Linked DNA regions of Homo sapiens: all the other regions are linked to region 3. A link is a contact called in ENCODE Hi-C or POLR2A ChIA-PET data. All regions are on one chromosome and are shown on one strand. The core of a region is the stretch at or near the end of the contact, and the rest is flanking DNA. Distances in the headings are between cores, read along the strand shown.

What was found. A loop is a pair of places that touch in the nucleus more often than their neighbours do. ChIA-PET counts read pairs that join two places held with the same protein, here RNA polymerase II (POLR2A). Pooled maps may share reads with other maps.
Region 1: a pooled map shows a loop between it and region 3 (27-fold over the local background). The contact joins the promoter of KMT5B here to the promoter of RBM4 in region 3. A Hi-C loop is called at or near these places in 3 of 50 pooled maps. POLR2A ChIA-PET finds 5 or more read pairs at or near these places in 3 of 52 experiments (GM10248, T-cell and activated CD8-positive, alpha-beta memory T cell).
Region 2: a loop to region 3 is called in a pooled map, with 6 times the contacts of the local background. The contact joins the enhancer-like site here to the promoter of RBM4 in region 3. A Hi-C loop is called at or near these places in 1 of 50 pooled maps. POLR2A ChIA-PET finds 5 or more read pairs at or near these places in 3 of 52 experiments (OCI-LY7, WTC11 and activated CD4-positive, alpha-beta T cell).

The regions. Positions count from the first base shown.
Region 1 is chr11:68,211,979-68,214,678 of GRCh38, reverse strand. It overlaps KMT5B (lysine methyltransferase 5B), which reads left to right and starts at 1,383. Exons shown (of 11, transcript NM_017635.5): 1 at 1,383-1,541. RefSeq lists silencers at 402-541, 652-1,091, 1,677-2,146 and an enhancer at 3-705.
Region 2 is chr11:65,491,570-65,494,326 of GRCh38, reverse strand. No RefSeq gene overlaps it. Among named protein-coding and RNA genes, the nearest start is that of LINC02736, 4.9 kb to the right of the region's middle. RefSeq lists a cis regulatory region at 194-436, enhancers at 175-469, 715-844, 336-847, 848-1,358, 2,195-2,489 and silencers at 175-469, 2,164-2,665. Within about 2 kb of position 1,451, at least 37 of the 41 ENCODE cell types and tissues checked have a DNase peak (open chromatin) inside an H3K27ac peak, as active enhancers do; they include OCI-LY7, where a contact is called at or near this core.
Region 3 is chr11:66,637,263-66,639,962 of GRCh38, reverse strand. It overlaps RBM4 (RNA binding motif protein 4), which reads right to left and starts at 1,260. Exons shown (of 4, transcript NM_002896.4): 1 at 1,211-1,260; 2 at 1-263. The coding sequence starts at 251. All of the region lies in intron 1 of RBM14-RBM4 (RBM14-RBM4 readthrough), which reads right to left. RefSeq lists enhancers at 384-1,095, 962-1,331, 1,096-1,809.

The sequences.
Region 1 (2,700 bases), core at 134-2,633, 1.6 Mb before region 3:
ACGGAACTCCCTGTGCCTCAGTTTCCCTAGGTGTAAAGTGGCACCCACATGGCCCCCACCTCCGGGGGTCGTCCTGACGCGTGAGAGGGAGGATGCGCGGAGACCCTGGGCAGCCCCGCAGGGGCCGGGAGCGCGCTCATCGTTCTGTTGTCTGGACTACAAGATCGATGCCCAGGCAAGCTTCGCAGCTCCCCGGCTCGCAGGCGGCCCGGTCCCTCAGGATCTCCCCGCCAGCCCGGGATCCCCGAGGAGGGATCGCACGGCCAGCGCGCAGGGCACACCCGGAGTGGAGCGGAGCACGGCGCGGGGCACATAGTGGGTGCTGGGGGCGGCGGGGCCCGCGGGGGGCCAGGCCAAGGCGCGCCCGCTCTCCTCCTCCCTCGCATGCTCCGCGCAGGAACGCTCAGCCTGCCCACACGGTCTTAGGGTGCATCTGCTGCCAGTGACCCCCATTCCCACAACAAAAACGCTCGTCTGCCCGGGGCCACCTCCCTCGGAGCAACTGGGACGCGCGGCGGGAGGGGGGGGGGTCCCCTTCCCCAGGGCTGCAGTCCGAGAGGCTGGCTCTAGAGCCGTCCCTGGTAGGGGCAGGTGTGCAAAGACCCAGGGCCCGGGACAGCTGCCGCGGTCCCGCGGGGACCGGGACCGGAATGCGGTCGCGTAAGGGCCGCAGGGGACCCTAACGTGGCGCCCGCGGGGCGCGGGCGACGCCGCCTCAGCCGCGATTTAAAGGGCAGCGAGGGCGGAGGGATCCCAGCCGCCTACCGGCCGGCCGCGAATCCCTCCGCCACGAGGGGAGGCGACGGCTCGCTCTGAATCGCCCTTTGTCCCTCCGCCGTCGGGAGCGCCCGGCACAGAACTCGCTCCCCGCGCGTGCCCGCGTCCCGCACAGAGCCCCGTGGAAGCGCCGCGGCGGCTGGGCCTGGCGGGAGGCGCGCGCACACTGTGGCAGCTGCGCCGCACGGTGTCCCTCCGCCGTCGAGGCCGCGGCCTTCTTTTCGTATCCTTCCACCGTGCCCGGGCGGGGTCCAGGCGGCTCACCGGGGGCGGCGACGCGGCGGCGGTGCGGGCGGCAGGGCAGCGGGGCGATGAGGTGAGGACGCCCGGGAACCGGAGGCGGCACCGCGCGGCGCACGGACCTGGGACGCGGAGTCCTGAAGCCGGCGGACGGTTTTCGTACGGGCGGCCGTGCGCGAGGCGAGGTGAGGCCCCGGGTGGCGGGGCGCGGGGGCGGGCGCCGGGGGCGCAGCGAGCCGAGGCCGGGGGCGCGGGGGGCGCGACGGCGGCGGCGGCGGCCGGTTGGGGGCGGGGGGCTCGGACGCTGCGGGGACTCATTTTTCCCGTCAGCGGAGGGAGCGAGCGGTGCTGCGGCCCGCGCCGCCATCTTGGATTTTACTCTCCATTTTTCTCTGGAATTATTTTTGGTGATTAATTTTCTGGGGGGGACTGGGACGCGGGGCCCGGCGGCGCGGCCCCGCATCGCAGCGGCCGGGCAGCGGGGCCTGGGACGCGCCCCGAGGAGGAGCGGGGCGGCGCAGGCGGTGAGTCGGGGGAGGGGCGGGCGCCGGCGAGGGTGTGCGGGGGGCGGCCTCGGTGACGGGGCGGGCAGGGACGTGGGGGACCGCGGGCCCAGGCCGGTCGCAGGGCTCCGGGGCCAGGGCGGGTGGGGCCGGGGCCGGGCGCAAGCGGCCGGGCGCGGGGGGCGGGGCTGCGGCCGGGCCGGTGCGGGGCCGGCGCGGGGCCTGCAGTGGTGGCCGCGGCCGGAAGGGAGCGGTAGCGGCCGCCGGGCAGCGTCGGGGCCGGGCCCGCGGCCGCACGAGGGGAGCAGCCCCGCCGCTCGCGATTGGGGGACTCTGTTTTCCCTTTTCTCCAATGGGCAGCCGTGAACCGTCTCGCCCAATCTGCTCCCACTGCCGCGCTGAACTTTTTGTTTTTGTTTTGGCCCGAGCGCATTTCGGAGCCCTCCCGAGCTCGTCCTGCAGCCCACCCTCCTCCCCGACGGCGCCCCTGGCCGTGGCCCGGCGACCCCGCGGCCGCTGCGTCCCCTTTGTGCTTTATCCGCTCTCCCTGCGTCCCCTGGTGTGTGTCTGTCCTTCCACGTATTCGCGGATGATGTGCACCGTTGTCACCTCCGCCTTGGAAGGAGGAACAATGACAACTCGATGCAACTTGCTGGATTAAGATAGAAACAAGTTGGGTGCTGAGAAATTCAGTCTATTTGGGTTTATTGGACCCGGGTCTGGAACAGTAACTTAACGATTTATTAAGTGGTGGAACTTTCGGAATACTGGGGAGGTGAACATGTGTTCTTTGAAGTTAATTTTTAAGAATTTGCCAAATGAAATTTACCTGGAGTGGGGGGAGTTTTCCTTAGAATAGAGGGCAGGTGAATTAATTTGATTGATTGTGGTTCTTTGTGATGTGGACCTTTTTCGATTTAAACCAGTTTGATATAAAGTGTAGTTGAGGATGGCCATACAGGTCTGAACTTTGCTGTGTAGGATCTTTAGAGGAAGCAGTTGCCAGCTATAACTTTTTTCCTTTAGTCTTTAATATTGAGAACACGCCTATAATATTGATAATTAGTAGTAAAAAGAAGTATTTTCAAAAGAGGAGGAAACCATTTTTACCTGAAATAATTACAGATAATGTGTGCATGTTGAAATACATAAATTGCCGCTTGCTGTAAATACAGATTTA
Region 2 (2,757 bases), core at 202-2,701, 1.1 Mb after region 3:
CTACTCGGGAGACTGAGGCAAGAGAATCGCTTGAACCCGAGAGGCAGAGGTTGCAGTGAGCTGAGATGGTGCCACTGCACTCCAGCCTGGCAACAGAGCAAGACTGTCTGAAAAAAAAAGAAAAAGGAAAGATCTTAGGCCTCCTGGCTGTACCTTCGAGAAGGCGGGGTGCTGAAAAGGACTAAAAGGGCAAAAATTTTGCATCCAGCCTCCAAGCATACAGTCAGCAAGGCCCTACCTTAATCCTCCTGACTCAGGCCAGGCCGGAAACCTCCAGAGAATGCCAGAATCCACTCCACCCCTTCCCTGATTGGCAAGTCCAGTCAGGCTTAGTCAAGAGACAAGCTTCTGAGAGATCCGTCATCTACGGCCCTGGAGCCCAGAGGCCGCAGTGGCTGAGTCTTCATGGCACCTGGATTCCTCCCAGGCCTCCTTTGATTTTATCTAATCCTGTAATTTTTTCTTTAATTCTGCATTTCTAGAGCTCTCTAGAAATGCAGGTCAGAAATGAAGGGCAAAGACAGTCCCAAGAAAACAACTTTCTTGGTTTTTGTTTTTTTTTTTTTCCTTGAGACAGTTTTTTGCTCTTGTCACCCAGGCTAGAGTGCAGTGACGGGATCTCAGCTTACTGTAACCTCTGCCTTCCGGGTTCAGGTGATTCTCCTGCTTCAGCCTCCCAAGTAGCTGGGATTGCAAGTGCCTGCCACCATGCCCGGCTAGTTTTCATATTTTTAGTAGAGACAGGGTTTTACCATGTTGGCTAGGCTGGTCTGAAACTCCTGACCTTAAGTGATCCGCCTGTCTCTGCCTCCAAAAGTGCTGGGATTACAGGCATGAACCACCACACCCAGCCCAAACTTTCTTGTTTTCTAAAGATTTTAGGAATTTGCAGTTCCCAATCCCATCCCCTGGCTGCCCACCTTCCCAGAGCCGATTTCTGGAACAATGTGACCTTCCGTAGCTGCTGCACAAACTTAGGCTCCCTCACCTACTGTGACCGCCCCCACAGCAGGAAAAAACCTACAGAGATGATGCAGCTCAGAGCTCTATGATATGGAAGACAGAGCATTGTTTTCTAGGGGGTTTTGGACAGCTAATAATTTACCCTGTAGAACATGTAAAATTATCCCTTGAAACCCAGCAGACAGGCCTGTCACTTCACAGAGAGCTGAGGGCAATTCCAGCAAGAATGAGTTACAGAAACTAGAAGTGGCTGTGTCATTGACCTTCCCAAAATGATATGCGGAAGAGGCAGCTGGGGCCTCTTCCATCACAGCCCTGAATCACCAGGGCAGGAGGGTAGGGGAAACAGATTCTCTCTTCCTGAGACAAGAAAACATCTTCTAAATGTACCCACCTCTACTTCTAGCAAGCATTCCTTGTTAGATAGAATCCTCTTTCGGGGAGGGGAATAAAGGAGAAAGTGTCTTTTTTGTTGTTGTTGTTCTTTCTTAGGAGAAAGTGTCTTAAGAAAGCAATTCCCCACCCCCTGCCTGAGAGTTCCAGGCTCCTAGTTCCTTCCTTGGTCTATTTGCTGCGTAATGTACTTGGCCCTGGGCCCTGAAGCCTATTGGTGGATCCTCCCGAAAGGCCTGGCTGTGGCAGCCCAGCTGTAGCACTGTGGGCTGTAGGAGGACAGATTGACATCGAGGGGCACAACTGGGCTGTCCCCCATGCCTTCCTGGGGGCTGCGTCTGTAGAACCGTCTATCCACTCCATGTGCATCTTTATTTTCTGTAACGTGTATTGAGTGCTGTGCCTCACAACAGCCCTGTGGGGGAGGTGGTGTTGCTTTCCCCTTAGACGGATGAGGAAACTGAGGCAAAGAGCTGTCATTTGCCAGATCACTAGAGCCTGGCACACAGTAGAAGCTCCATGTGTGTCTACTGAGTAATGACTCAATGAATACATTGGAATAGTATCTTTTTTGGAATTTATAACACACACACACACACACACACACACAACCAGAATACTGAAAAGCTCCCACAGGAACAGATCATTCCACAGGAACAGATCATTCCACAGGAACAGAACGGATTTAGACTTGACGTAAATTCGAATGCCCATCAGGATGGAGTGGAATGGGACTGAGCTAGCTGTACTGCGTGGGAAACTGGGAACTGCTTTGCTCTGGAGGTCTGTTCAGAACTTCTGAACCAACTGCCATCCACAGAGACAGGGGAGAAAACCCAGAGGCCACCTGTGGTTTCCATGCAGCTCTGATGGAGCATTCACCCCTCTACCTCCTACCCGCCCCCTGCCCAGTGCAGGGTAGTGAGCCCGGCTCAGCCCTTGCTGTCCTTGCCCCATGATGAGTCACCGCGGGAGACGCCTGCTGAGTGAACCTTCCCAAGTGGCCTGAAGGAACAATGAAGCTCTCAGGGAGTCGCAGCCGCGTTCTTGTGTCCCTGATCTTTTCAGTCATGCTTCAGGTCCCTGGCAGATGTTTGTATTGGCCTGGCACACCCAGCATGAAGCTGATTAAACATCCTCCATGAGCATGCTCACACACACACACACACACACACACGTATATTCATTCTTCCTCATGCAAGTGTGGCCCACATCCCACAGACACACATCTCCTGGGACAAGGGGGTAGCGGCCACAAGGTTTCAGGCACTTTGTCGGGGTGTGTTTCTCAACAATGCCGGATTAAAACAGAAGCCCGCAGAATGACAGGGCCTTCTCCTGAACTGGTAATAGTGGATCAGAGCCACCCAGTGTTTGAGTGGAATAAACCTCTAGGTAGCA
Region 3 (2,700 bases), core at 11-2,510:
TTGCCCACATGCAACTTTGTTGAGGTTTTGCTCTTATTCTTGCTGGCTTCCACGTTGATGTTCACCCCATGAAGCTTGTAATGGTGCAGGTTGCGTATGGCATCCTCAGCTGCCGTCTTGTCTTCTATGTGCACAAAGCCGTAATTCTTAATGATGTCACATTCCAGCACCTTCCCATACTGCTCGAAGAGTGAGCGAATCTCCTGCTCTGTAGCCTCCCGGGGCAGGTTTCCGATGAACAGCTTCACCATCCTGACAAGAGCCTGGGAGAGAAAAACAAGACATCTGACAAAAGACCTCAGGCCCACATCCGTTCACAAAAGACAACGACTTTCACTCTAATGTATATTTCCAGTTTTCTCTCTCACACGCCTGCACACACACCTCCACACAATAATCAAATGGAAGTGGGAGTGAACTAAGGCCTGCTATAGTAGCCGCCATGAACCTGTAAGAATAAGAAGACGTCTGCAATAGGGAGGTCCTTAGTAGACAAAGGGTTTGGTAAGAACCGATACCTTCCAACAGAAATGGGCATGAAAGACAGCATATGAAGAAATGGGGGTACTAGGCTTTTCTATCCACTAGGAGGACAACAGAAAACAAAAGTCTACTAGGCTTGCTGACTGCCTGCCTGAAATTATCAACAGGCTTTTCCTCACGTAGGAACCAAAGCAGCCATCATTTCCGGGAAAATGGGCCTTGTAATAGCTACATTTGAGTTTCCTTTGGAAGTAATGAACGCGCGACTCGGATCAGACAGCGAGGAGTGGGAGATAAAGGAAATACTGGAGTGGTGAACGCCTCTCTCGGGGCACCGTCCTAGCTCCTGCCGAACACTGAAATGCGCGGCCGCGGAAAAGAGCTTCAGATTCATTAACCAGACGATGTCTCACGGCCCGAGAAATTCCCGAAACGAGAATGTAACTGTCAGATATAAGGGAAAGGGGGTTATCCCAGTGGAAATCTCGAGGCTCCAAGAGCAGCCATGTCGGGCGCGGGACAGGGTGGGCGAAAAAAAGCAAGGTATTCTCAGGGGGCGGTGGGGGAAGGGCTGCTCCCGGCTTACCGCGCAATGCCGAGGACCGAGGTCGGCTCTCAGTGACGGGTGTGGAGACTGCGGACCTACCAGGACACCCCCGAAGCCCAAGGGAGTGAGAGAAGATTTAACACAGTACAAGAAAGGCAGTGGAAAGGCTCGGAGTCTCACCCGCACAGAAACCAGCAGGGCCTCCTCCTCGCGGCGCGGACGCTTCTGACAAAACGCTAAAATGGCGGCGGCCGCAGCAGTGCTCTGAGTAGAAGGGGGAGGTGAGCCTACAACCGGATTGGCCACTCAAGAAAGTAAAAGGCCGGCGTTCCCTCAGATCCTCTTCCTGATTGGTTACCACGGACGCCAATTACCTAAGAGGCCGGCAAGAGGTGGAAACGTCTGTAACCTCGGAGCTTTTATGCGAAAGCCAATGGGCACCAACCTCGCGAAGCCGAACTCGCTGATTGGGCAAGAGATCAGCGTGAGGGCGGACCTACAAACGTGGGCTTCGCCGGCGGGGTGCGGCCCGCCATTAGGCGGAGCGAGCTAGAGCCCCGGGGTAGCAGTCTTTAGCTTCATGGCGCCAACTTCGTTAAGCTTCCACATTTCGCCACCTCCACGTGCACAGCCAGACAGTATTCCGCGCTCCATTTTGCCGTTCACTCTAGGTGTCTCCCTCTAACCTCCCAAGCACCACCCCCCCTCGCGGCCAGGACGCTGTGGAAATAGCTTATGCAGGCACATGCCAGGGAAGAAAAACAACGAAGACCCCCCCCAACCCACCACCCACCACTTCAGGAAACCAACCTTCTCCTTGGGCCAGCAGTCCACACTGTAGCCTTGAGAGTCCCGGAGCTCCCCCAAAATCAAACCTCTCACAGGTGGTGAAAGGACCTCTGTAATGGCCTTCCAGAAGTAGGCCCGGCAGGAGGCTGCACTGTCCAGGAGACGCTGAGGACAAGTTCCCTCTGGGAACCAGCCTCCCAGGGTCCGCGATGAAGAAACCTTTCTGAGACCATGGAGATTTAAAGTATACCCCGACCCCACCCTGAGAAAAAACTGGAGCAGCAAAGGTTTTTTTGTTTTATTTTATTGGGCGCCATCAGCCAGAGCTGTTTTAATCCCCTAGAACCGACTTTAGAGGACAGAGCTTAGTCACAACCAGCTGTAAACAAAATACAAAGTAACATTCTCCAGAGGGTCCAGCTGCTGCCTCGTTTTCTCTCATCCTTAGGCTGCTTCATATTCATTAAGCAAGCAACTTTAGTCAAGACCCTTTGCGAAGCAGCTTTTGAAAAGGGTTAAAAGGTGGAGTGCAGGGACTGGATGGAAGAACTTATAACACGAACAAAACAGGCTAAAAGCAGTGCAGAGTTTATGAGGAAAGGGATCATCAGGAGTGAAGATGACACAAGTACCACACACCACCATCCAAAGCAGCTTCTTCACCACCACCCCCGCCCCAAAAAGAGAACGGTTTCATAAAGAGAAAGGTGAAGTCAGAGTTTGGGGGGGAAAAAAAAGAGTGGGTTTTAAAACCCAACACGAGGGCCAGGTGCGGTGGCCCACGCCTGTAATCCCAGCACTTTGGGAGGCCGAGGCGGGCGGATCACCTGAGGTCAGGAGTTCAAGACCAGCCTAGCCAACATGGTGAACGCCATCTCCAC